Regions from separate parts of the Homo sapiens genome. Here all the other regions are linked to region 3. The links are chromatin loops, found by intact Hi-C in ENCODE. Cell type or tissue: heart left ventricle. All regions are shown on one strand.

Region 1 (5,000 bases), 140 kb after region 3:
CTGACTAGTGCCTTTTTTATGGGTTTCTCATCTAATAGTAACAGATCATACTTCCAGCTTCCTGGTAGATGCTACACCCTCACTCGGTTATGTTAGCTTCTATGTTATTGAAACACTCTATTAAATGGTGTGGGCACTTCTAAGTGATGAGAGAAGATATCATCATGCTTCACAAAGGGGATGACTTTAGAGTCAAATAGATGTGCATTTGATTTGGGTTCTATACTTATTAGATGTGTGAACTTGAGCAAGCCACTTAACTTTTATGAGCCTCAGATTCCCCATTTGTCAGTGGAAGGGTAATACTTTCTTTGAAAGTTTCCTACTATGCTCTTTCCCCTTTCCCTCCTCCATGAGTTTGCACATGCTATGCCTTCAGCTTAATTCTCTCACCCACTTTTTGCTGGGAAGACTTCTGATTATTCAGGCCTCAGCTTAGATGCTGCATACCTTAGGAATTCCCCTAGCCCTCAAAGATCAAGTTAGTTGTGTTTTCCATGTGCTCACTGCCCAAATTCTTGGCACTTAGTCCTTGAATTGTAATCATTTGTGTCTTGCTCTTTCTTTCCCCCTTTGAGGAACTGGTAACTCTGTTGAGGACAGGGACCATGATTTGTTAATTGTCACCTACCATCTTTGTCCTACTTCATCCACTTTTCACCCAAAAAAAAAAAAAAAGCCAGAAAAAGTAAGCCACCTCAGCTAAGGAATTCATAATTCTGAGATTCTGAAGAAAATGTCAATTTCTCACTGAGCGTTTATTACCTGAATGCATTACAACGTTTCAGCTCTTCAAATTGCTGGCTCCGTTCTTGCACTGTGTTAGGCAGTGGGCAATAATTTGCTTTTGGTACAGAAATTGAGTGATGTGTCTTCTGAACTGATGTTAAAACCCAATAGTTTCCAATTTTATAAGATTTAAAGCCAGTTTTGTATATGTGAAACTACCCAAATCACCAAGAGAATTAATTTTCTTAGGAGATTCTCATCGGTAATAGCAATTTCCACAGTTTGTTTGGCACCCCTAGTGGTAAATATTTTATTTTAAAAACTCAGCCACATATAAATTTATTGTAACAATCTAGGCACTTTGTCATAAATAAAAGCAATGATAACTGTGGTGCTATCTTCTATTTACTTCAAATGTCACTCCTGAAGTGTACATTTATAGAACATGGTAATTCAATGAGGAAGCTCCAGGGTCAGATGGCTCAGGTTCCATTACCATCCCTGACACTCACTAGTTGTGTGATCTTTGGAAAGTTATTTCATTCCTCTGTTACTCAGTTCCCAGTCTATAGAGTAGCAATAATAGCCTCTGCATTATAGAGTTATTGTATGGCTTAAATGAGCTAATACATGTAAGGGCTTATAACAGTGCCTAGCACCTGGTATAAACACTCTATAAATGTTAGCTATTGTTATTTGCCAGGAGTGAATCAAATATAAGAAGAGTGTTTGTATAAGATTACCTTTAAATTCCCTGCCAATCCTGAGGTTCTATGTTTCTATATCATTCCAGTCCCTTAGCATTCCTATTCAGTAGGGAGGGGGCAGCATTATCCACATTTTACAAACAGTAAAATTGAGCCATAGAGAAGCAAAATGTCCAGTAAGCAAGTGGCAGTCTGAAACCAGGACTCAGATTTTTAGATGTAAGTATTAGGACTCTTTCCGGGAGGCTGTGTGGCTGTACATTTAAAAGAGAATGTTAGATATCCCTTATGAGCCTATGAGCAGTGACCCCTTGATGCCCCTTCTCTGCCAAGGTTCTCCATAAATGTGCATCAAGGTCACTTCTGTCTCTACTTCTGAGATGATCTCAGGCCATATCTTTTCAGATATTTTTCTTACTAGCTTTACAAAAAAGCTATATTGTGGAGTTGGATGAAGGGCCAGCTCCCTGTATCCTCTGCCTCTTTAGGCATTCCCATGCCTGGGTTGTGCTACGTATACACATACTTCACCTGGCTGCAGACGCTGACTTTTTGGAGGGTTCCTTCTGCTGAGCCCGGACCTCAAACCACTTGAGAACCCCACAACTGACCTTATTCCAAAACATTCTATCCCAACCCATTCCACCCTGGATTTCTCCTTCAATCATGGGCAAAGGATCTGCAAAAGCTTCCATCCTCTCCCTTTCTCTTCTTATCTGGGTTGGTCAGAGGGAAGCCTCTATCTTCTTCAGGACCCTGCCTATGCAGAGGCAGCTCCAAGAGTTGGGTGCGGGGAGTATTTCTGTGCCTGAATCTGGACTGTTCAAGAGGATTTAGGATGCTTTTCTTTTCTGTCCACTAGGGGGCTGCTTGTAGGGGGATGGAAAAAACGGAGGCTTAAAAAAATCATGCTGCTGAAATTTCAGCAAGAGGGGAAAAGAGAGAGCGCGTGAGAGAGAGAGAGAGAGAGAGAGAGAGAGAGAGAGAGAGAGAGAGACAGCAAAGCAGTCCCAGGCTTCCTCCTCTCTTTCACGTCAGAGGCAGGAACCGACTGTGCTAAGGCTGTTGGCTCAACACCCAGAGGAGACGGGCAGACCCAGGGAGAGTGAGAGAAGGGGGTCCTCTCTGACCCAAGGAATTACCACTAGTGGAGTGAAGCCACCTGACTTTTTGATCTTATTTTGGTTGCCTCCTCATTCTCCTTCCACCCGTAGCCCTGACAGCTTGGGTTTCATTTCTTTCGTGGAGCCTTGTCTCTTCCTCCCAGAATAGGAGGAAGGGAAGAGAAGGGAAAGAGGAGGGCTCTCTAGGTGAGCGCATCAGCTGGCTCCAGCCTGAGCAAGCAAGAATTTTCTTCCCAGGAAGCTCCTCTCGCTCCCCGGCCGCCCACCCCCAGCCTGGGTAAGTCCAGAGCACTCGCTCCTTTGATTTTCTGGCTAACGTGATTTCAGCACCAAGGAGAGCTATGAGATGCATTTTGGTTCCTGTGTATCTGTGTGTTCTGCAAGGCATTTGGCACTAGGGTTACATCTATTTCTCTGCTGCCAGTAGAGTCGGGTTCTGCGTAGGGAAAAGAAAGGCGCAAAACTATGTTTACCGAATTAAAGGGGGATTGGACTCTGGCCTTGCGGGTGTGTGTGTGTGTGTGTGTGTGTGTGTGTGTACTGTTGCATAAGACAGGTGAGGTCTGAGCTAAATTGCGGGTGGTTTCTGCGTGTCTCCATGTAAGGCTGTTCTTTTTGTCTGTAGATAAGCGAGATGGTTTGGGGAATTAGTCGTGCACCTTCTTTAACTCTCTCCCGACAAGCCATCCATGGTGGGAAAGAGTTGCAAAGGAAGCCTGGGGGGTTGGGAGTGGAGGTAGAGTTAAAAGTTACGCACCTCTGAGAGAGCTTTAAAGAGGTGCTTTGTAAAATGTCAGTTTCCTAGTATTCTCTGGGCTCTTGCTGTGGAGAGAGCCCAACCTGACCTTTTACTTTCTCTTCTGGTGTGAACCCATGGTAAGTGGGCAGGTGCAACAGGTGAAGCTCAGGCTGGGGCGGCTTTGGGGGGTTGAGGTCCCTTCTGACTTCATGGTGGTAGGAAAGTGCTAGTGTCTTGAGCTTTGCAGAGACTGGCTGGTGTGGGTTATATTACATTTGCAAGGAGGCAGGAGGTACCCTCCACTTTTATGCCATCTTTGGCTATGGGTGGTTGGAAAGAAGACAAAGTCTGTTCTGCCCTGTTTTCTGGGGCATTTGGCAGTGAAAAACAACTAAGAATAAAGGTTTGTCTCTATATGTCTAGGGTGAGCAGAAACAAAATTAGACTTGTCCCAGACTCAGGAGGGCTTGAAGTGGTACTCTGTTCTCCTCCAGCACTGAGAGGCTCTGCAAACAGGAGCTCATTATTACTTCTTTCTTCACTGCTGCTACTTTTTGCAAGGTATTACTCTGTCTCTCCTGCTTTCTGCCTCTCTGAAGTATGTTCAGTCAATTCCCTGCATCTGCTTTGGTATTGTCTTGGAGACACTATAGGCCTGCCCCTGCCCCATTCAGTCCTGGCCACACCTACCTGGTTGAGTCATTCAACAAGTGGTGTTGAGGATTTCCTTCAATCATTCAAGTCTCCGTGGAGCCAGCATCCTACAGGGAACTTGAAAGAGATGTGGCTTCTTGTAGGAGCAAGTCTTCCCTTGATTTAACCCCTAACTGTTTATGGTTCTGGTCACTTTCTTCAAGTGTGTTGAGACAGGGGAGATACATAGGCAAGGTGGGGTGGTTTCACTCTTTCCAACCCCAAATGGACCCTAGAATGGTGATTCTTTGTCTTATTTTTAATTCAGCACAATGGGCCCCTTCTCCAAGATGAAGAAAATACTCTCTGCCTCTGGCTGGGGAGCCTTCTGGGTGAGAGACACAGTTCTGAGTGAAATGGCACCACTTTTCTTTTTTACTATGCTTGGCATTGGATCCAGAAATCTTAGCATCTCCCTAGAGTGGCAGGAAGTAGAATGCATCCAGGAAGACAGTGAAGTCAGAGGTTGTAAGGGTAGGGAAGAAAGACTGAAATAGACAAATGCAGAGCATCAGAAACCAACACTGACTCATTCAGTATTTTAACATTCCAAACCTCCTGTCCTTGAAATCTTCCAGTTTGAACAAGTGAGTGGATAGATTTCTGCATGACACATCACTGAGGATTTTTAAAAAATTATGCCCTTGCAGTGGACCCTGTCCAAAACCACAGTTTATTACTGAAGTCACCATACTTAGTAGTCATTATCTCATTAATGCCCTTAAATTTTCTCTGAAAAAAAAGTGCTCAGTGACATTATTGGACCCATTTTATAAATGGAGAGACACAGACGCTTAAAGTGGGAAGCCAGAGGATAGCGAAAGCAGAAATAGAACTTCTAGCCTGCTAATATTCCCTCACCTAGGAAATGCAGTAATGCTCATGTGCAGGAGAGAAGGAATGGATTGCTCCCCATTGGATAGACTTGCAGCCAAAGCCTTTTAGGGAACTCAGTGTGGAGCAATGGCCTCTCTCTGGTGAAGAATGAGAATCAGCCAGAAGTCTCAA
Region 2 (5,000 bases), 730 kb after region 3:
AATTTATTTAAATAAAATACTTTGAAAATGAAAAGTCTTGATGTAGTCAGATGGTTACTCTCTTAACATTAGGTATTACCCCCACTCAGACATCACTCAGAAATGATCAATGCAGGGACTCTTTCTGTGACACAAATGTCCCAGCCCTCCCTGGTCACCGCCTTCGCCATGGTAGAGTCATAGGTCTGAGGATGAGGAATGTGGCTGTCTCACCCTTGCTTGCAAAACAGATGGCCTTGGAGACCAGACTCCCTCAAAGGTGCCAGCTACAGGAAAAATATACTGATGTTCCTTGGCAACACTTACAGAACTTTCCATCAATGAGGTCCATCAATGGCTTCTTAAAGGAAAAGGGGGGAAATAGCAAAAACCTAAGGAAGAATGGACCTTTGAGTTAAATCCAGTGTTTGTTGGGAAAGGAGGGATCAAAAACCTCTATAGTAGCCACTAGGGCAAAAACTGTGTGTATGTGTGTGTGTAAGTGTGTGTACACTGTTCAATATGGTTCAATATGGTACCAATAGCCACATGTGACTATTTAAATTCATTGCAATGAAATAAAATTAAAGGTATACTAGCTCAGCTATGTCTGCCATATTTCTTTTTTCTTTTTTTTTTTTTTTTTTTTTTGAGATGGAGTCTTGCTCTGTCATCCAGGCTGGAATACAGTGGTATGATCTTGGCTCACTGCAACTTACACCTCCCGAGTTCAAGTAATTCTCATGCTTCAGCCACCTGAGTAGCTGGGATGACAGGCATGTGCCACCATGCCCAGCTAATTTTTTTTATATTTTAGTAAAGATGGGGTTTCACCATACTGGCCAGGCTGGTCTTGAACTCCTGGCCTCAAGTGACCCGCCAGCTTCCCAAAGTGCTGGGATTATAGGCATGGGCAACTGCGCTTGGCCATGCCAGCCACGATTCAAGTGCTCAGTAGCTACACGTGGCTAGCGGCTGCCATCCTGGACAGCATAGGTCTATGATCTTGGGGGCAGGGTCAGACACCTGGGAAAAACAGCCATGCTGACTGGATTTCAAGGAGGGCTTAAGAAGGAAGGCCTAGAGCACAGGTGGACTCTTTGCCTTATCTCGCCCAAGGCAGGTTATGTCTGTAGTTCAGATGAGTTCATTCCTGGGCTCCCTTCCCCATCACCACACACTCATGACAACCAGAGAACAGAGACTCTTCATTCAGCTCCTTGTTCATCCACCCAGGACATTGCTAAACATTCTGGTGCAGAGGAGGAACTGATGCTCAGAAACCATCTGGGAGGGGAGCAGCTGCTGCACCCCTGAGGGGATGCCAGTGCTCAATGCCTGCAGCCGCACCTGCCCCGGCTCCATCCTGGCCTTGGGGTATAATATGGATTTGGACAATGAATGCCATCACGTCCTTAGCATTCTCAGTTTATCACAGCACTCTGCACTGGCCCCTTGCCCGTTGACCTTAGTAGTATTTCCCAATTCAAAGTCACAGGTTTACTGGACTGGAAAAAAATCCCTTCAACCCGCTTTCTGTCTTAGACTCAAAGGGTTGTTTTCAAACACCTGTGTGGGCAATGTCACACTATATTTCTTCAGGAATGGCTGTGACTGTGTACCTCCAGCCCTCTTTTGAGGCTGTTCATCCCATTAACATTTCTGACTGTTTACTATATGCCAAGCACGCTAGGTGCCAGTGATACTAAGTTGTCCTAGAGGGGCTCAGAACCTGGTAGGGGGGCACAGACAAGCAAACCATGACAAGACAGTGTGGCCATTGCTTCCTTAGAGGGAAGCTCCCAGGCTGGCTTCAGGACAGGCCGGGGGAGATCGCCTAGGAGGTGTCTAGAGACTTGCACAGGAAGAAACTGAGAAAGGAGGGCCCCAGCTGCACAGTCTACAAAGGCAAGTGCACCCTGGAGTAGTGATGCAGGCAGACAGGATGATGGGGACGATTCAGAAACCATCAGGGCTCTCTGGAAGCCATAAGTGCAGTGAGCTAGGACTCATGACTAGGGTTGTCCCAACCCTGATGCTAACTCCGACTCTCACTAGTTATGTAATTTGGACCCATGGCTTAATCTCTCTGTAAGACTTACCTGCTAAATAAAGCTAATGAGAGTAGCTACCTCATAGGGAGCATTAAATGATCGTGTGTACAAAGCATTTAGCACAGGACGTGGCTTATATTAAGTGCCCAATAAATGTTACTTATTATTATTAAGGGTTGAAGGAAAACCGTGAGAGAGCTGTGTCCTAGGAACCAAAGGAAAAGAAATTTCCAAGAAGAAAGTGATGGTCCATAGAGTCAAATGATGCAGGCAAATCGAATGAGATAGGGATTGAAAATAATTAGCATTTTCTATTCCCCATGGTGTGATGTGTTCCCTAATTTCACCACATACTGCACTATCTACAGGATTACCAATACTCCATGGATTAAGGTCTGCAGATTTGCAGATTAGGCAAGGCTGCCTAATTATCTGTCCCGCCTCTGCCCACAACGAAGTCGCCCCAGCTTGTCAGTGCCACCTGGTGGCCAGATCAGGAGAAAGCGTGAGTCAACATCTTTTTCACCTTAGAAGTGTTTCCTGGAGAACATCCATCTAGCTAGTTCACCTGTTCTCAAATTAAATGTGCAAAAGAGTCACCGGGTTTTATGTGAAATTCACAAATCTGTCAGGGTCCGGAATGCCGTGCTCATGTGACATATGGGGGATTTCCATAAATCATAGGTCTCAACTGTTGTTACAAACATATTTTGGTGAAGTGTTCTATATATAGCCTCACTACAGTAAAGCTTCCCTAACCACACAAGTCTTGCCCATTGCAGTAAGACTAGACCACATTGCAATTGTGTGTTGCTTCTATTCCCAGCACCCCACCCCTATTTTGACCCCCATTAGAATTAGCTTTATGAGATTAGAATTAGAACTGTCTTATTCACTAGTATATCTTCAACACCTAGCATGGAGCCTGGCACATACTATATGCTAAATAAATGTGTTGATTGGGGGAAATAAACACTGAGGTGTTTCTTAAAAATGCAAATTCCCTGTCTCTCCCTGCCCTTCTGGCTGATTATTAAGTCTAGGGTGATGCCAGACAACCTGCTCTAATAAACACCAGGTCAATGCAGGTGGTCCCTGAACCACACCTTGAGAAATACTATCAAAACAACAAAAGAACTGTGTACGGTCAAATAAGTTTGCAAACACTGCATAGTATAACTTTCCCACTTCACCCCCTTGGGATCTGCAACGCATTTATCACATTAAAGTTTCTAGCAGGTGCTGTAATAAAGAATTTGGTTTAACTCCCCTTAAAATTTTCCCAAATTTATTTAACCACAAGCCTCTTTTTCTTTTAGCACATCTGGAGGAACAAAGATTCAGGGGCCACCATTTGGGAAATGCTGCCATGGAGGGCTAGTACGCACTCCACACATCCTTTGCTCCTGACTTCCATGGAGGGCTGGTGCGCACTCCACGCATCCTCTGCTCCCGTCTTCCATGAAGGGCTAGTGCGCACTCCGGCGTCCTCTGCGCCTGTCTTCCATGGAGGGCTAGTGCGCACTGCGGCGTCCTCTGCTCCCGACTTCCAAGGAGGGCTAGTGCGCACTCCACGCGTCCTCTGCTCCCATCTTCTATGGAGGGCTAGTGCACACTCCTGGCATTCTCTCCTCCCATCTACCATGGAGGGCTAGTACACACTCCAGGCATTCTCTGCTCCTGTCTACCACGGAGGACTGGTGCGCACTCCACCGTCCTCTGCTCCCGTCTTCCATGGAGGGCTAGTGCGCACTTCGACGTCCTCTGCTCCTGTCTTCTATGGAGGGCTAGTGCGCCCTCCAGGCATTCTCTGCTCCTGACTTCCATGGACTGCTAGTGCGCACTCCGATGTCCTCTGCTCCCGTCTTCCACGGAGGGCTAGTGCGCACTCCGGCGTCCTCTGCTCCTGTCTTCTATGGAAGGATAGTGCGCATTCCAGGCATTCTCTGCTCCTGACTTCCATGGAGGACTAGTGCACGCTCCACGCGTCCCCTGCTCCCGTCTTCCATAGAGAGCTAGTGCGCACTCCACGCTTCCTCTGCTCCTGACTTCCACTACAGACTCAGTCAATGTCATCTCCAGAGGAAACTGTTTCTGCAGTGTATACAGATTCTCACTAACCTTTATGAACCTTTCTCTTTTACTCTTCCCTTTCTCTTTTACTCTTCCCTTTCTCTTTCTTCCATTTGCAACCCATAATAATCCTGTTGGTGGCTATTCATAGCAAATATGTTTTAGAGCTGCTAAAGAGACATCTCTATCAAAAGAAAAAAAAGAAAAAAAGAAAAAGTTTTAAATGAAAATATGAAGACTGAAGATCCAAGCCCACTATTTTACCATTCCAGAGTGCCTTCGTACATAAAAACCACTTTCATTATTTCACTTGATTCTCACTTTATAAATGAAGAAAATGAGGCCCAGAGAAGGTAAGCCAGTTTACCCAAAACTGGAATAGAAACCCAAGTCTTCAGACTCCTACCCCAGTGTTCCTTCTGCACACCAGGCATCGAGATCCAGGCCAATCTGATCTTGGCTCCTCAAAGACTGTTGAACTTGTAGACGCCCCTCCCTTGAGTTGGAAACTTACAGAACACAATCAAGGGTCTTCCCATAAGCCTTTAAAGTGCCCAAATGCCTCCTTTATATGTCCCACAGCAAGCCTCATCTGCCTCCTTCTCCTTCTCTAATTCAACCTAATTTTCTTCACTTACCAAAATAAAGAACTGTTTCCATTCCATTTTGTTTCTTTCTTTTATTTAAATTACAGTACCGCAATACTGTTGTTTCCTATTTTTCATTATACATACACTGCAACTCATCTATATTGTAGAGTAAACAGAGTTTTATGGGCTAACCTGAGAACCTACCTTCTTTATATAACATTATAATTGGAACTCAAATAATTTCACCCACAGAAACAGCCAACTGACAGAAGGAATTGGAGAAGTGAATTCATTTGCAAATTAG
Region 3 (5,000 bases):
CATCTTCTCCTCAGTGGAGGTCCAAGGCCTGTTCTTATTAAAAAAAATAAAGGCTGTATGCGGCCGGGCGCAGTGGCTCACGCCTATAATACCAGCACTTTGGGAGGCCGAGGCGGGCGGATCACAAGGTCAGGAGATCGAGACCATCCTGTCTAACACGGTGAAACCCTGTCTCTACTAAACCTACAAAAAAATTAGCCAGGCATGGTGGCGGGCGCCTGTAGTGCCAGCTACTCGGGAGGCTGAGGCAGGAGAATGGCGTGAACCCAGGAGGCGGAGCTTGCTGTGAGCTGAGATCGTGCCACTGCACTCCAGCCTGGGCGACAGAGCAAGACTCCATCTCAAAATAAATAAATAAATAAACAAATAAAGGCTGTATGCAAGCTAAGGAGTGGCCTTCATGTCCCAGATCTGCCTGGCTTTGCCCTTTTTAGCTGTGTGATTTTTTTTTTCTTTTTTTTTTTTTTTAGACTGAGTCTTGCTCTGTCACCAGGCTGGAGTTCAGTGGCTTGATGTTGGCTCACTGCACCCTCCACCTCCCGGGTTCAAGTGATTCTCCTGCCTCAATCTCCTGAGTAGCTGGGACTACAGGGGTACGCCATCATACCCAGCTAATTTTTGTATTTTTAGTAAAGACAGGGTTTCACCATGTTGGCCAGGGTGGTCTTGATCTCCTGAACTCGTGATCTGCCCGCCTCAGCCTCCCAAAGTATTGAGATTACAGGCATGAGCCACCGTGCCCGGCCTAGCTGTGTGATCTTAATTCTCTATGCCTTGGGTCCCTTATCTCTGAAGCGGGGATGGTAATAGCATTGACCTTATGGGGTTATTGCAAACATTAAATGAATGAATATGGGTAAAACAGGTCAGCGCCTGGCCCATCTGAAGACCTGGAAAGTACCAGGTGTTAGCTGTGATTGTACTCTGTGCACAAGCCCTCTGTGGTTTGGAGCATTTGTTATCCTCTCTGAGCCACAGCCACTGCTGTACATGTGTAAACACTCTCTACAGAATTTGGAAAATGCAGCCTGGGTGGCTTCCTGGGAAACATAGATTAGGACTGGATGCCCCAGGGAGGTAAGGTTGACAGGTGTAGCAAAGAAAACTACAGGGAGCCCAGTTACATTTTAATTTCAGATAAATAGCAGATACTTTCTTTGGTATAGATATTTCCCATTCAGTACAGTATTTGGGATATAAACTTGAAAAATTTATCACTGAAATTCAAATTTAACCAGGTGTTCTATATTTACTCTGGCAACCCTGCTGGGAGGGTTTCTTCAAGGCATTGCCTTCTGATCTGGTAGCCTACAGCCTGCCAAAGTGAAGGGGAAGACAGGAGCCAGGGATTAAAACCAATGACCCATCCTGGAGCCTCTAAATCATGCCTTTAAGTCTCGCTACCCTCAGTGGCCCATTGGCCCATCCTGGAGCCTCTAAGTCATGCCTTCTGTGACTTCAGACTTTGCCAGGGCTCTTCAAGGTGTCTGTGCAGCATTGCATGGCTCCAGCAGGCACTGAGAAGAAATCGTATTGACTTGACTGATTGAATGAATGAAGGAATGAATGGGGTTATAGTGGGTCTGAAGCCTGCGGAGTGTGATTGGAGGGACATCAAGAGGCTCCATTCCTCAACATTTGTTAGCCACGCTTCCCCGAGGTCTGCAGACTTTACCATGAGAGAGCCATTCCTCAGAGCTAAGGAATTTGTCCACTGGAGCCTCCATTAAAGTGGAGTAGGCCTGGGAGGGGCCATACTCAGTGCCAGCAGCCCTTCCCACATTGGCAGGCTCTGTGAGTTACACAGGGTGTGTGTAGGTGGGGACACTCAGGGCTCTGCAGTCAGGATGCCTGGATTTGAATCCCAGCTCCATTCACTGAAACAGGCATTGATTCTCCCTATATTTTCTCCATCTCCCATTTCAGTCTGGCAGCCTTGGAAGTTGCTCAAAGGCAGCTGTTCTCCATGCCTTGGTGCAGAACTAAACACATTGAAGAGCTTATGCCAAATGCCATTGAGGGTAATGAGAAAGAGAGAGATAGACGGAAAGAGTGATGTTTCCCCATAATGGGTTGAGAGAGAGTGAGGATCTGGGAACTATCTGGTGAAAGCAAATTGGGGAGAAGCAAGAGCTTAGAGGAGACTTCTGGCTACTTTCTGAAGGTTCCAGGCCCTAGGAGTTGTGTGGGCCTGGAAGGACATCGTGGGCAGGATAACGGGTGTCTCAATAGCAGACAGTATAGACAGATCAACAGCAACGGTAATTGAGTGCTTTGTGCCTGGCACTGTGGTAAACGCCTTACAGGTATTCATCCATGCTTAGAGTAGCCGCTTCTGTTTCCCCGTGAGAAGTTGAGGGGCGGAGAGTTTAACTTCAGAACCACCAGGAGGTCTTCTTTGAAGCCTGGGCTTGCATTAGATCTGGGGTGAGAGATTTTATGGTGACTGAGGGTAAATTTCTCTCAAGCTGGAGGGGATGAAGACTCATACTTGTATTTGAGTCAATTTAAAGAAAAAAAAAAAGAAATGTGATATTTGGTTTGTCACTGAAATCTGGACTCCTTGTACACCTTCATTATGGAGATTTGTTCGTTGGACTCCAATGTGCTCCAGCCTGACCCGCTCAGGCCCCTCCGAGGCAGGAGGATGCGCAGGCATCGGACTGCTCCTTAGGGAGTGGCGGGGAGGGGTTCTGCTCGATTTACCTCTTGGCAGCCATCAGAGCCTCCCTGGGGGAGGAGGGAGCTGGGAGAGAGTGGCAGGGGCTTCACGTGCGAGCGCTAAGTCCGAGCCCTGTGCCCCAAGCTGCCCGGTGCCTGCACAGCCTCCCCGGCTCCTCATAAAGGCTCTGAGTCTAGCACAGTATCTCCAAAGGCCACTAGGGGCAGTGTCAGCCTGCGCTTCCCAGGGCTAGCCCAGTCGTCGGCCTCCGGAGAATCCCCAAGAGGTTCCCAAACAGGCAGATTCTGGTACCAGTGCTGGAGGTTCAGTGGGTCTGGGGCAGAGCCCTAGGAATCTGTATTTTCACAAGCACCTCCAGTCGATTGTGATGGGCAGTCAGGTTTGGGAACCACTGATCCTGGCTTACCTTCTACCCATTTCCGGCATCCTCCGTCGCCTCCTCAGGCCCAGCCCCTGACCACAGCTCATCCAGCCTCAGTTGGAACTCTCCTTGTTGTCGATTGTTCAGAATGCCTGACAGTTCTTTCTTCCACTGAGCCAAAGGCTCGCCTCCCGCTGCTGTCCTCTGACCCACATCCTCCCGCAGTGCTGTGCTGTGCCTGCCTTCGCCAGCATCTCTCCCCTGCCGGGCCCAGCACGGATCACCTCTCCCTACCTGCTGCCCTCGGTGCGGCTTTCCTCCTGGCGGCACAAGGCTCCCGGACGGCCCACCCTGTGCTTGTTCGCTGGACGTGTCTGTTGACGCCTCTGTAAATACACAGCCACGCTGGAGCCTTAACCTCCAAGACGTCTGATGGGGAGAAGAGGCACAGAGCCCCCTTTCTCCCTGGGAAGCTGCTGCCTTTCGTGGGGGACCTATGTAGGTCTAAGAGCTAATCATACTAAAGGGAAAGTTAAGCACAGAATAGTCCTCTCCCCACTGTCACACTAGCCCAATTCCACAACTGTTGTTACTTTTCTTTAAAAAAATTGACCTGGCATGGTGGCTTATGCCTGTAAACCCAGCACTTTGGGAGGCCAAGGTGGGTGGATCACCTGAGGCCAGGAGTTGGAGACCAGCCTGACTAACACAGGGAGTCTCATCTCTATTCTACTAAAAATACAAAAATTAGCTGGGTGTGGTGGTGTGTGCCTGTAATCCCAGCCACTTGGGAGGCTGAGCCACGAGAATCACTTGAACCCAGGAGACAGAGGTTGTAGTGAGCCGAGATGGTACCCCTGCACTCCAGCCTGGGAGATAGAGTTAGACTCTGTCTCGAAAAAAAAAACAATTTACCTTAACATATTTATTCAGTTGCTACTAGGGTATGTATACCGTTTCATATTCTGCCATTTTCATAAAATACTATTTCCCCACATCTCTGCATAGTCTTCCTAATTCCATTATAATGGCTGCATAGTACCACATCCTGTGGCCTGGGTTCAAGTCTCTGTCTTCCACCAGCATGCTGCAGGCACCCTAACATGCCATTGTTCCTCTCCATGAGCTGATCCTGTCCCCATGGGCCTGGCATGCTTGTCCATCATTTTGTTTTATCTTCTAGCCCTTGCACTAGATATAACCATACAGTATCCCTGTCATTTGGGGCATAGATAGGCTAACACTTGCTTTATGGCACTGTCCATAGGGGGCTGCAAAACAGAAGAGCTATTTTAGCTGTTATCTGTTAGACCGCTCTTTGCTAATCACCACTACCATTTATGGAGCTATCATGGGCCAGTCTTAGATTGGGCATTTGGTGCGACTTATCCCAGGCAATTCTGAAAGCAACTCTATGAGATATCCATACACCAGTCCACATTACAGATGAGAAAACTCAGGCTCAGAAAAGTTAAGCAAGTTATCCAAGATTACACAGCATTTACAGGACAGAGAGGGATTCAGGCTCAGGTCTGGGGCACTGCTAAGTTTCTGCTTATGTCGCTCTCTTACATTTCAAGAAATGTAATCCGTCTCACGTGTATTTGAGCCCCTGCAAAATAAGCCTTAATGTAATGGAGTTGTAGCAAACCTTACTGATTTTGTATTTCTCCAACCCAGGCCTAGTGATAGGCTTTTTCTCTCTTATGTTGGTTGAAAAACATGCCCTCTCAACCCACTGTGCAGACTGAGCAATTGATGCATAGGCACAGGAGGCCACTAGGCCAGAGAAAGGTGGGGGATTAGAACTCAGGTCACATAGTGTCAGAGAGCAGATGGAAGGCCAAGAGGAGAAAGGGGTCATCGGGGAGATGCCTGTGGTAGGCAGGTCTGTCTGCAGTTCAGCTCCTGTGAGGTCCTGGCACCAGGGTCAAACCATCTCCCATCTGTACCTTC
Region 4 (5,000 bases), 410 kb after region 3:
TTCTTTTACAGGTAAGGAGCCCTTGCTGGGACATGTTTCCTGTCCCTGCCCCACCTGCTCTTACAGTGCCTTTGATATACACTTTGAACTCACCCTAAGATTCATTCCAGATTCCATGTCCTCTCCTTCTGCTCCTGAAAACCTTTCCTCCACTAACCTCTCTTGCTGAGCCCAGGCAGGTCAGGCATCCCTTTCCCTAGGCCCTCACTGCACCTCTCTCATAGCAGTTACCACACCTGATGTCTTAACCATCTCTTGACTAGACTGTCTTTCCCGGTAGGCTACAGGGCCTTTGAAGGCATGGACTGGAGCCTGTTCATTCATCTGTTTACCACTGGCGCCTGGCACAGCTCCTTGCTTACACAAAGTGTTTTACAAATGTTTAGGGAGCTGACTTGAAATGAGTCCCCAGTGAGTTGAGTTGCAGGCAATCCCTAATTCAGTTTGGAGGAATTGCTCAACCCCTCTTCCCATTTCATACAAGACACACTTTGATCTGCAAAATGGAATGGCAGACTTCCCCAGGAGCGCCCACCAGGTGAGGTTTCCATTGGGTGAGGTCTTGGTACCACTCCTGATTGTGCTAGTGCACAGACAAAGCCCAGGGAGGGTGACAGGCTTGAATTTCTGCTCTCTTAGTACAAGCCTCACATTTTATAGAAACTTAGAGAAATTTGAGTGAGTTTGGCTCCTGTAATCAATCACAAAGGGAGTAGAGGGGTCTTAATGCCTTAATTTATTGGATTGTTTCTAGCCAGTTAATTCATTCATATTAATATACTCAATTGATAATTATGAAGTGCCAGGCTGGATGTTCACCTTCTTAGGGCGTCTTCTCAGTGTACATTTGTTTTCATATGCCTGGGATACAGAATGTTACTGTTCTTTGCTGAGTAAACTTTAATCAGCATGTTCCTCTTTGGCCTGTGGTAGCATATGAGCTTATGGTTCCTGCGATTCATTTTATCTTTTTAAATTTAATAAGATACAACTTGGATGGCCATTAAGGGTCTCCTGTTGTGTGTGCAAGAGCCCAAAACTAACATGGATAAAATTAACTCTGGTTCATTATGTTCAGCAAGAAAAGTTTTATCCCTTCCGGTCTCCTAGCCAGGCCACAAAGGCAAAGTCTGGGAAGAGCTGTTTTCATTTTTTTCACTTTCCTGTATCCATGTGACATAAATAATATGACAGTTAAATAGGTCTGATTAATGCGGTCATCTTGGAAGCTGATTTGGATCACCACAGTGCAGCCTAGTGGACTTCATTCACTCGTTCTTTCATTCAACAAACATTTATCAAGGACTCTGTGCTTGTTCTTGTGCCAGTTGCTAATACCTAAAGATAAAAGAAAACTGTGTCTGCTCTTGAACTCACAGCTTACATTTCCAGAACATGACAATTAACTGACCCCTCACGGTTGGTGTGTAGTGTGACAACACGAGGCAGGGTGTGGTTGTGGAGGCTGAGTGCATCAGGTGGGCTTCACAGAAGAGGCAACCCTTAGACACTATTCAGTTGGGTCTGGTACAGAGGAATGACAACCAGAACAGATATGGTTCCCAACTTCCAGCAGGAGGCAGCAGGACAGTGCTTTCTGGGCAGACGTGTGTGCTTGTTCTTAGAGAAAAGTTCTGCGTCAATCTAGATTCCCAAGTTCCTATTCAGGATACCAGAGTAAGGCTGGACCTTGAGGATGACCTGGAATACTGTCTTCTAGTAGTGCTACCATCAGAAAGGCACACAAAAAAGCAAAACCCAACATTTAGCCAATGGTCAATCCCTCCATGGGCCCACCCACCACCTTCTTTTCCAAGTCAGCCACAAGCATGTAGTCTGATCAGGTTTCTGCTCTGATTATTCTGCCGAGGCTGTGTCTCATTCTACTGTGTTGTGGACACCTCAGCTGCATTGGCCATCCACGGGCTGGGAAAGTGTCCTGTCCTCTCCAAGCAGCAGAGGGGATAATCCCTTGTCTGTACCAGAAAATTCCTCCAACGAGGGTCTTACTGATGGAAGGGAGCACACTGGAACTCATCTCAGAATCTTACGCCCAAAATCAACTTTTAGGATGACTGAGAATTTCCCATACCCCAGGCTCTCCTTTCAGGTACAGATGTTGGAAAATGTTAACAGTGGCCTCTACCGACCAGACATAGTATTACCACATACTTAAATCTCGTCTAGATAATTCACATTCATTCATTCATTTGTTCACTCATTCATCAATCAGTAATTTTTCAGCAAACATTTATTGAGCATTTACTATAAGATAAGGCTATTCACAGGGTGCAAGGATGAATGCCCCAATCACCTTTCCCTAACCCCACATTTTCTCTCTCGCTGGTCCAGACAATGCCTGAAATGTACAAATTTATGTCTCCTTGGTCTTAAAGCATGCTAATCCACAGTGACAACGCAGAAGGTTTTCAGTTCAAAGTTACAGATTACTCCTTGGTAGTCATTAACACTTTAGTAGGAATTAGTTTATTCTGTCAGAAAAAGGCAACCTTTGGGTGAATAAATACAGAACCATGTAAGTTTTAATTAATAAAAGGGATAAGAAGTGATCTAGGATATGCTTCTAACATGAGGTAGTACAATGAGACTCAAAGAGCTAAAAAAGGCAGGGGGGAATTTAAGCCATTAGGCACTTGGAGAAAAGAGGGAGGTCAGAAAAAAAGGCAGTATGAATAGTGGCTTTGGAGGATATGTTCTGAATTCAAATCTGGCCTCTCTCATTTACTAGCATCCGATTTCAGGTGAGCCTCTTAACGTCTGTAAACTTTCCTCTAAAATCCTCACATAGCGTGTGGGAACTGAGCCATGAATGTCATGTAAAATACTTAGCACGACGCTGGGCATAATGTTAGCAGTCAGTAAACATGAGTCAAGTCATTATGACCAGAGAGAAGGAATAGGCTATAAATGAGACTGTGGAAACAGCAGGGCAAACTCGACCTCTACCTCTTTTTCTTTTCTTTTCTTTTTTTCTTTTCTTTCTTTCTTTCTCTTTCTTTCTTTCTTTCTTTCTTTTTTCTTTCTTTCTTTTTTCTTTCTTTCTTTCTTCTCTTTCCTTTTTTCTCTCTCCCTCTTTCTTTCTCTCTCCTTCCTTCCTTCCTTCTCTCTCTCTCTCTTTCTTTCTTCCTCATTTTTTTTTTACTATGTCCAGCCCTCCCTCTGCTCATCACATTCCCTGAGCCACTTGTTGGTGCTGCCTTCTCAACTTTATGCAGCTGTCCTGCAGTGAGCACAGGATTCAGGGCACATCCAAGCTCCTGACTATGCAGCTGGAGAATGGAGCCAAGGATCAGTCCAGAGACATGTAGGAGGAGTCCTTAGGTCACCGTCAGTTCTGAGTCTGGGAGGAAGGCCTCATTAGTGTACATGGGCAGACAAGTCCCTGTGGTCATTCCTGCCTCTCCTCCCTCTGCTCCTTCTCCTACTTGGCTGGTATCACCACCTGACCTTGCACCTTCTGAGGAACATGAAGACAGGAGCTACTTCTTAGTATTTATCTAGAATCTCTCCAGAATTCTATTCCTGGAGATTTGAGGTAGATTAGTGGATGGTTATGCATTTTCCAAAATTAGCATGCCTCATTAGCTTGGCTCAGAAGTAACTGGAAAATGCGGCTACCCACAGCAGCTGGGAGGTTTTTCGAAGGAACCTACTAGCCACAAAGCATATCAGAGGGACATGATAAGATCTTCAGAAGCCCACATATCAGATTGAGGATTCAGTTGCCTCTGTGAGTGAGTAATCAGTGAGTAGCCAAGCAGTGCTGTTATTTTAGCTTGACGTCAAGGCAGTACGTGGGGCCGATCTGAATATAAACCTCAGAACTCTGGCTGCCACGTTCAGCCAGGAGACCTAGGCACAAAAATTGCTGATGGGGCTCATGGAAAACTTGAGAATTTAGGGAGCTGAGTTTGAGGTGATAGGTCACCAGGATTAAAATCCCTAGGGAGGAGAACAAGGTGAAGTCTACCCCACCCACTTGGAGAGTCCACACATGAGCAGCCTAATCATCTGAAGATGGAAGAGACTGAAGCAAGTCAGGCTCTCCCTGGGAATACCGCATTGTTGGTGGGGGGAAACTTGTCAGGGAACCCCTGGGAGGGCCCTCTGAATGTATTCTAACCCAATGCTAGAAAAATAGTTGTCCCAAATTGCTCAAGGAAACCAGAGTTAGACCATCAGTGGAGAGAGTGTCTTTCCCATCTCAAAGGAGGGGGCAATTGGGCAACCATTTAGGGAGCCAGAGAGTCAACATGGGGTGAAATCTTGCCAGAGATTGAGAACAAATTTCCCATGGTTTGAATCCCAGCACTACCTTGTGTGTAATCTTGAGGAATTTTTTGAACTCTTCTAAACCTTAATTTTTTCTACCTGTCAAATGGAGGTAATAGTGTCAAGCACCTATTGTAAAGATGAAATAAGGTAATATATTTAAAGGGCTTTGAAAAGGTAAATGGTAAGAGTACACAGACTAATGTAACCCATATGCCCCAGGATTTACTAGCCTGTAACCATAGTCTAAAGTCCTATTTCCTTTTAATGTCTGCATTTGTATAGTATGAGCCCCACTGGCCTAATTGCCAGTGATCATAAGTAGAATTTAATAAGAGAATGCTGACAGCTTAAGCACAATTTCTGGAAAAAACAAGAGCAGGTCTTACCACAGGGAGGCAGCCACATTATCTTTTTATATAAACAAGGTCCCCTGATCTCCTTTTCCTCAGTGGCAGGAAACTGAGCCAGGCATGGATTGTCCCTCCTTTCGTACAGCATCGCCCTGGAGGCTGTCTGAAGGAAAGTGCAGCTAGTGGATTTTTTTTTTTTAATGTAGGGAGGCTAGGTGTCCCCAGAGGAGGCTGGGCTGGATAGAATTCATTCACAGACACAGAAATGATCCCCAGGGTAGCCTCTGCCCTATCTCTTGAACCACACCTCAAAGGTGATTGAATGTTTACAAAGCACATAATCAGACAGAGAAG
Region 5 (5,000 bases), 410 kb after region 3:
GAAGTCCTGTCTCTCCATTATACTCTCCTTAAAACATAGTTAGAGGAAGGAACTGTAATTCTATTACAGAATCCTACAATTTATTCATAGGCCTAGATAATAGATGCTCCCTAGTGCTGTTACGGGTCTCTAAAGACCAATAGTTATGAGTTTGCTGCCCTCACCCACATTCTGAGCTTCCAGAGTTCAAATTCCCGAAGGGTCACCATTTAGGGTTCTGGTAATATGTCAGGTAATATGTCTCTATTACTTTACAGAACAGTGGTTGCATACAATGGTGTTATTACCCGATAATGCTTTTGCAAAAATCAGTTAGCAGATAAATTACTCCACTTTCCAGCACCCCTGAAGAGACTGTTAGGTTTTTTATTGTGAGGTGTAGCTTTGGGAGGATGGGGAGGAAGTGTGGAATGTGAATTATTTCAGACAGCTGCAAAGAAGAGAAGCCCAAAGAGCATCAATCTCAGGCTAGCCTTTGGAGGTTTCTAAGCAGCAAGAGGACACTGAAGACTGTGGATCAGGTGCTCAAAGTAGTACCTCAATGAGATGTCAGATGGGAAAGTGGAGTGGGGAGCATCAAAACTACCTACAGAGAAGTTCCTCCCAAAAGCAAAATGGAAGTCTGGGCAGCATTCTGAGCTAGGAAAGTACTTTTGCCATACATCACCTACTTATGCTCTAGGAAATCTTGTCAATTAGACTCTAGAAAGCCCATTTTATAGATGTGTAAACCAATGCCCAGAGAGCCTGTGGTTTTCCTGAGATCACCTTGTCCTGTGATCATGGCAAGCACCAGGCTGCTTCTAGGCTCTGGGAGACAGTTAAATGGTCACTGAGGACTCTCACCTCTTATTCTCAATGCCCAAGGGTGGAGTGGAGCAAGAACAAGATAGCAGGTTACCAGGCATAGGTGTGTTGATAAATTTGTGGCCACTGGACAACATCATATTCCCTTGATTCTCCAATTTGGGCTGCGTTTGCTCTTCCTGTTCAGCTCTCTTTTTTGTTCACATCATTGGCTTTAATGTTCCCCTTATCCTGCAGAGATAGCTTATACCTTAAAATATCATTTCATTATAGGACGATTGAAGGTTAGAGGGGAAGTTAGATACTCTGGAAGAAATGCCAGTTTTAGTCCTTAGATTGCTCAAATTGCTCATTATTTCTTGGATTCTCCTTCTTATATTTATGTATTGACAATAAGTAAGCTGGGTAAGAATGAGTTTTTTTTTTCCTCATCCAGGGTAGGAAAAGGAACACATGGGGTTCTTAATTCTACTTGAAGAGTAATTGCCTTCTTGAAGGAAGCAATCTGGATTTTGAAAGATGAACATACATTTGCCAGTTTAATAAAAGAAGGAAAAGAGTATTTCAGGATACAGGGTCCAGCAGGTGCAAAGGCACAGTGGCACCATCCCAGAACTGCATGATCCTAGAACTGTAAGAATTTTGCATTTGTGTAGCAGAAATTTCCAGTAATGGGAAACAATAGGAAATAAAGCCAGAGGAGTATATAAAAGATCAGGTTTTTAAGGACCCTTTTGTGCCAAAGGGCTTGATTGTATTCCTGTCACCCCTGAAAAGCCAGCACGTCCACCACACTTACATGTCATCTCATGAAAGGGCATAACCAACTCACCAACACTGCCATGCTTCCTCCCCAAGCCCTTTGATGATAGAGATCATAAGCAGAAAGGTGCCATCATCCCTAAATTTACTTTGGCAGAAAGGTGTAAGAGAATGGGGAGATGACGCTAGGAGCAAGGAGACCAGATGAAAGATATGGAGAAGAGTCTACATGAGTTGATGAGAACCCACAGGGAAGCAGTGCCAGGAAATAGAGGGAAGGGAGGAGTCAGGGGACATGGTGGTGGTGGGAAGGACTTGGTGACTTGGGTGATAAAGAGCTCACTGGACATCCAGGGGGCCTCTGGGATTATATGAGCAGCTGTTGCTATAGACTTCCTCTTCTTGAGTCCAAGCCACTTCTGCCCTTAACAAACATTTAGAGAACATTCTCTCTATGCCTGGCATTATTCTAAGCACTAAAAAATATTCACCAATTTAATCTTCACAACAGTTGATGAAGTCAGAGAGGTCACCTAGCTGGTATGTGTTAGAGCATAGGTTCCAGTGTCTGTGCTTCTGACAGCTAGGCTATGCTGTCTTTCAATTCATTTGGTAACATTCAACAAATACAAACTGAGCACCTTCCTACCTATGCAAACATTTTACCCATAGTTATAAGCACAGCCTCCTCATGCAGCATGTTCCCTCTTACCAGCGGCAACATTAAAAGCACTCTATTTTCAAGAAGTTTCCAGATGTCCCCATTGACCTCACTCCAGGGCACACATGGCTACGGATGCCCTCTCATGCCCTTGGATCACTTTCTTCTCCCTAAGAATGAGCTCAGAGCCCACTGCTCCAATCTCAAGCTTGAGATCTTGTGCTAGTTTGCTCAGGCTGCCATAACAAATTGCCACAGCTTAGGTGGCTTAAACAACAGAAATGTCTTTTCTCCCTGTTCTGGAGGTTGGAAGTCCAACATCAGGGGCCGGCAGGGTTAGCCCTCTCTGAGGCCTCTCTGCTTGGTTTGTGGTCTCTTCACATGGCTGGCTCACTGTGCACATGCACCCCTGGTGCCTCTGGATGCCCTGATCTCCTCTTAGAAGAACACAAGTCATTGGATTAGGGCCCACCCTAATGGCCTCATTTGAACTTAGTCATCTCTTTAAAGGCCTTATCTGTAAATATGGTCAAATTCTGAGGTTCTGAGAGTTAGGACTTCAACCTAGGAATTTGGTAGGACACAATTTAGCCCATAACTGGTGTCTTCTCCCCATTGTGTCCACTTACCTGGCTCCTAAATGCAACTTCCTCCCAAAGACACATCTCTGGGAAGATCTCATATTATAGAAATAACATGTATTAAATCGAAATATATCCGCCAGTAACATGGATCTTTGCAAAAATGGAGAATTTGTGTGTGTGTATGATTCCTAAAATGATACCCCTCTGCCTTGCTTCCACAGAACGGCTTGTGCACTGACAGCTCAAGGGGAGGCAATGGTGATAAAAGCATACAGGCGGCCATGAATCTCCTCATTTTAATGCACTTCATTAAAACCAGCATTTTTTATTACAAAGACCTGACAAAGTGAATATTAGACAGAAATGCATGTTAAGCTGCCATTGATCTTTCCGGGTAGATTGTACATTAAAGAGTGCACTTTCACACTCTGTTAGCTGCTCCCACATAAAAGGGAAGCAAGAATCAAAGACAAAGTGCTTCAGCCTTATCCCTCCAGCATCACTATGGCTACCCAGTAGGGTCTAGCGGGCAGAATCAGACAAGGGGCAGGAGCCACCCAAATCCCATGTCCAAGGCTCTGTAGACATTTGGGCCTTGGCCATCTTCTCTGCCCACTTCACCGGCTTTCCTACATGGCTGAGAAGTCACTGCCAGTGCATTGGGTCATTTTTCCCATCCTAGAGCTTCCATTCCCTAAGAGAGGACCTGAGTTGCTCCATTTCTTAGGAACAACAATTCAGCCTGAAGCATGTCCTAAACAACATCTCTCCCCTGGTGTTTCTTCATCAAGGGGGCAATACTGGTTTTTAAAATTCAAGATGATGTCCGAGAGCATCTCTGGGGGGCTGCTGGTGATGAGCATGTGTGTGCATGCATTTGATGTGATGATATTGACAGGAACAGAAACCAGAAGCTTAATGAAAACAAGAGGAAAATGCATTTGGCAGCTGGGGAAAGAAGCTGTATGAAGAGATCTTGTGCCTGGGGTTTGCTACTGCCTAAGATGGAGTCTCAGCTTGTCTTCAGACATCAGTTAGACAATCCTCACTAGGATCTTTGTCTGCTGAAATATAACAATTCAAAAGGAGCAAGTGGGGCTTAAATGCTAAGGGCTAATCCTGCCAGAGCCATTTCTTCCTGGACCACCTCTTATTTTAAAGCAGCCACCTCTTTCATCACTACTACATTCAATACCTCTGCTCCAAAGCCTTCTATTCTTAGACCCCATCTTAACTTCTAACTCAGTGTCATCTCCCAAAGCTAGATACCCCTGCTTATCAGGCACAAAGATGGGCTATGAGACAGACAGTGGCTCACTGCTGGTCTGGAAGGGCAGGTGTGAGGCCTGATTCATCACAAGCCCAGCCAGGGATAGTAGATGTTACAGATTAGAGAATCAAGGACCCAAATGGAACCCAGATGACTACATACCCTCCTTCCTCCGAGATGTCATCCCTTCCTGACTTAACAGCTCCTCCAATCTTTGTAAATATTCATACAGCACAAATTAGTCATGTGCTGTGTAACCACGATTTGGTCAACAATGGGCTGCATATATGACAGTGGTCCCATACGATTATAAGAGAACTGAAAAATTCCTATCCTCTAGTGACGTAGTAGCTGTCATGATGTTGTAGCCCAATGCATTACTCACGTGTTTGTAGTGATGCTGGTGTAAACAAACCTACCACACTGCAAGTCATAAAAAAGTCTAACACATGCAATTATGTACAATATGTAACTGATAATGAAATAAATAGCTATGTTACTATTTTATATATTTACTATGCTACACTTTTTATAGTCATTTTAGAGTGTACTCCTTCTGCTTATTTTTTTTAAAGTTAATGTAGAACAGCCTCAGGCCGGTCCTTCAGGAGGATTCTAGAAGGCATTGTTATCACAGGGGTTGACAACTCCACACATGTTATTGCTCCTGAAGACCTTCCAGCGAGACAAGACGTCCAGGTGGAAGACAGTGATATTGATGATCCTGACCCTGTATAGACATAGGCTAATCTGTGTGTTCATGCCTTTGTTTGCTTGTTTTGTAGAGACAGGGTCTTGCTCCATCATCCAGGCTGGATTGCAGTGGCAGGATCACAGCTCACTGCAGCCTGGAACTCCTGTGCTCAAGTGATCCTCCTGCCTCAGCCTCCTGAGTAGCTAGTACTGCAGGCATGTG

The links. A loop is a pair of places that touch in the nucleus more often than their neighbours do. Peaks named below come from ENCODE experiments on the same cell type or tissue, not always from the same donor. Only the 100,000 strongest peaks of a DNase experiment are listed, where the experiment ranks them.
Region 1: a loop joins it to region 3, with 2.4 times the contacts of the local background. A loop is called at or near these places in 12 of 110 quality-filtered maps.
Region 2: it touches region 3 in a loop (6-fold over the local background); 21 of 110 quality-filtered maps call a loop at or near these places.
Region 4: it touches region 3 in a loop (7-fold over the local background); 52 of 110 quality-filtered maps call a loop at or near these places.
Region 5: a loop joins it to region 3, with 2.4 times the contacts of the local background. A loop is called at or near these places in 50 of 110 quality-filtered maps.

Annotation. Positions count from the first base shown.
Region 1 is chr1:175,741,063-175,746,062 of GRCh38, reverse strand. It overlaps TNR (tenascin R), which reads left to right and starts at 2,468. Exons shown (of 23, transcript NM_003285.3): 1 at 2,468-2,837. In heart left ventricle, a CTCF peak has its summit at 2,277 (motif pointing right); no DNase peak of the experiment used is centred here.
Region 2 is chr1:175,152,568-175,157,567 of GRCh38, reverse strand. KIAA0040 reads left to right here. Exons shown (of 4, transcript NM_014656.3): 4 at 1-582. Among named protein-coding and RNA genes, the nearest start is that of KIAA0040, 38 kb to the left of the region's middle. RefSeq lists an enhancer at 3,122-3,621. In heart left ventricle, CTCF peaks have their summits at 2,314 and 2,519 (motif pointing left); a DNase peak (open chromatin) is centred at 2,507.
Region 3 is chr1:175,886,015-175,891,014 of GRCh38, reverse strand. It overlaps LOC124904458 (a long non-coding RNA gene), which reads left to right and starts at 4,279. Exons shown (of 2, transcript XR_007066743.1): 1 at 4,279-5,000. In heart left ventricle, CTCF peaks have their summits at 2,680 and 2,882; DNase peaks (open chromatin) are centred at 2,894 and 3,364.
Region 4 is chr1:175,478,456-175,483,455 of GRCh38, reverse strand. All of the region lies in intron 2 of TNR (tenascin R), which reads left to right. Among named protein-coding and RNA genes, the nearest start is that of TNR, 260 kb to the left of the region's middle. In heart left ventricle, a CTCF peak has its summit at 2,146; no DNase peak of the experiment used is centred here; H3K27me3 peaks cover 852 bases.
Region 5 is chr1:175,472,006-175,477,005 of GRCh38, reverse strand. The region is part of intron 2 of TNR (tenascin R); the gene reads left to right. Among named protein-coding and RNA genes, the nearest start is that of TNR, 270 kb to the left of the region's middle. In heart left ventricle, no CTCF peak of the experiment used is centred here; no DNase peak of the experiment used is centred here.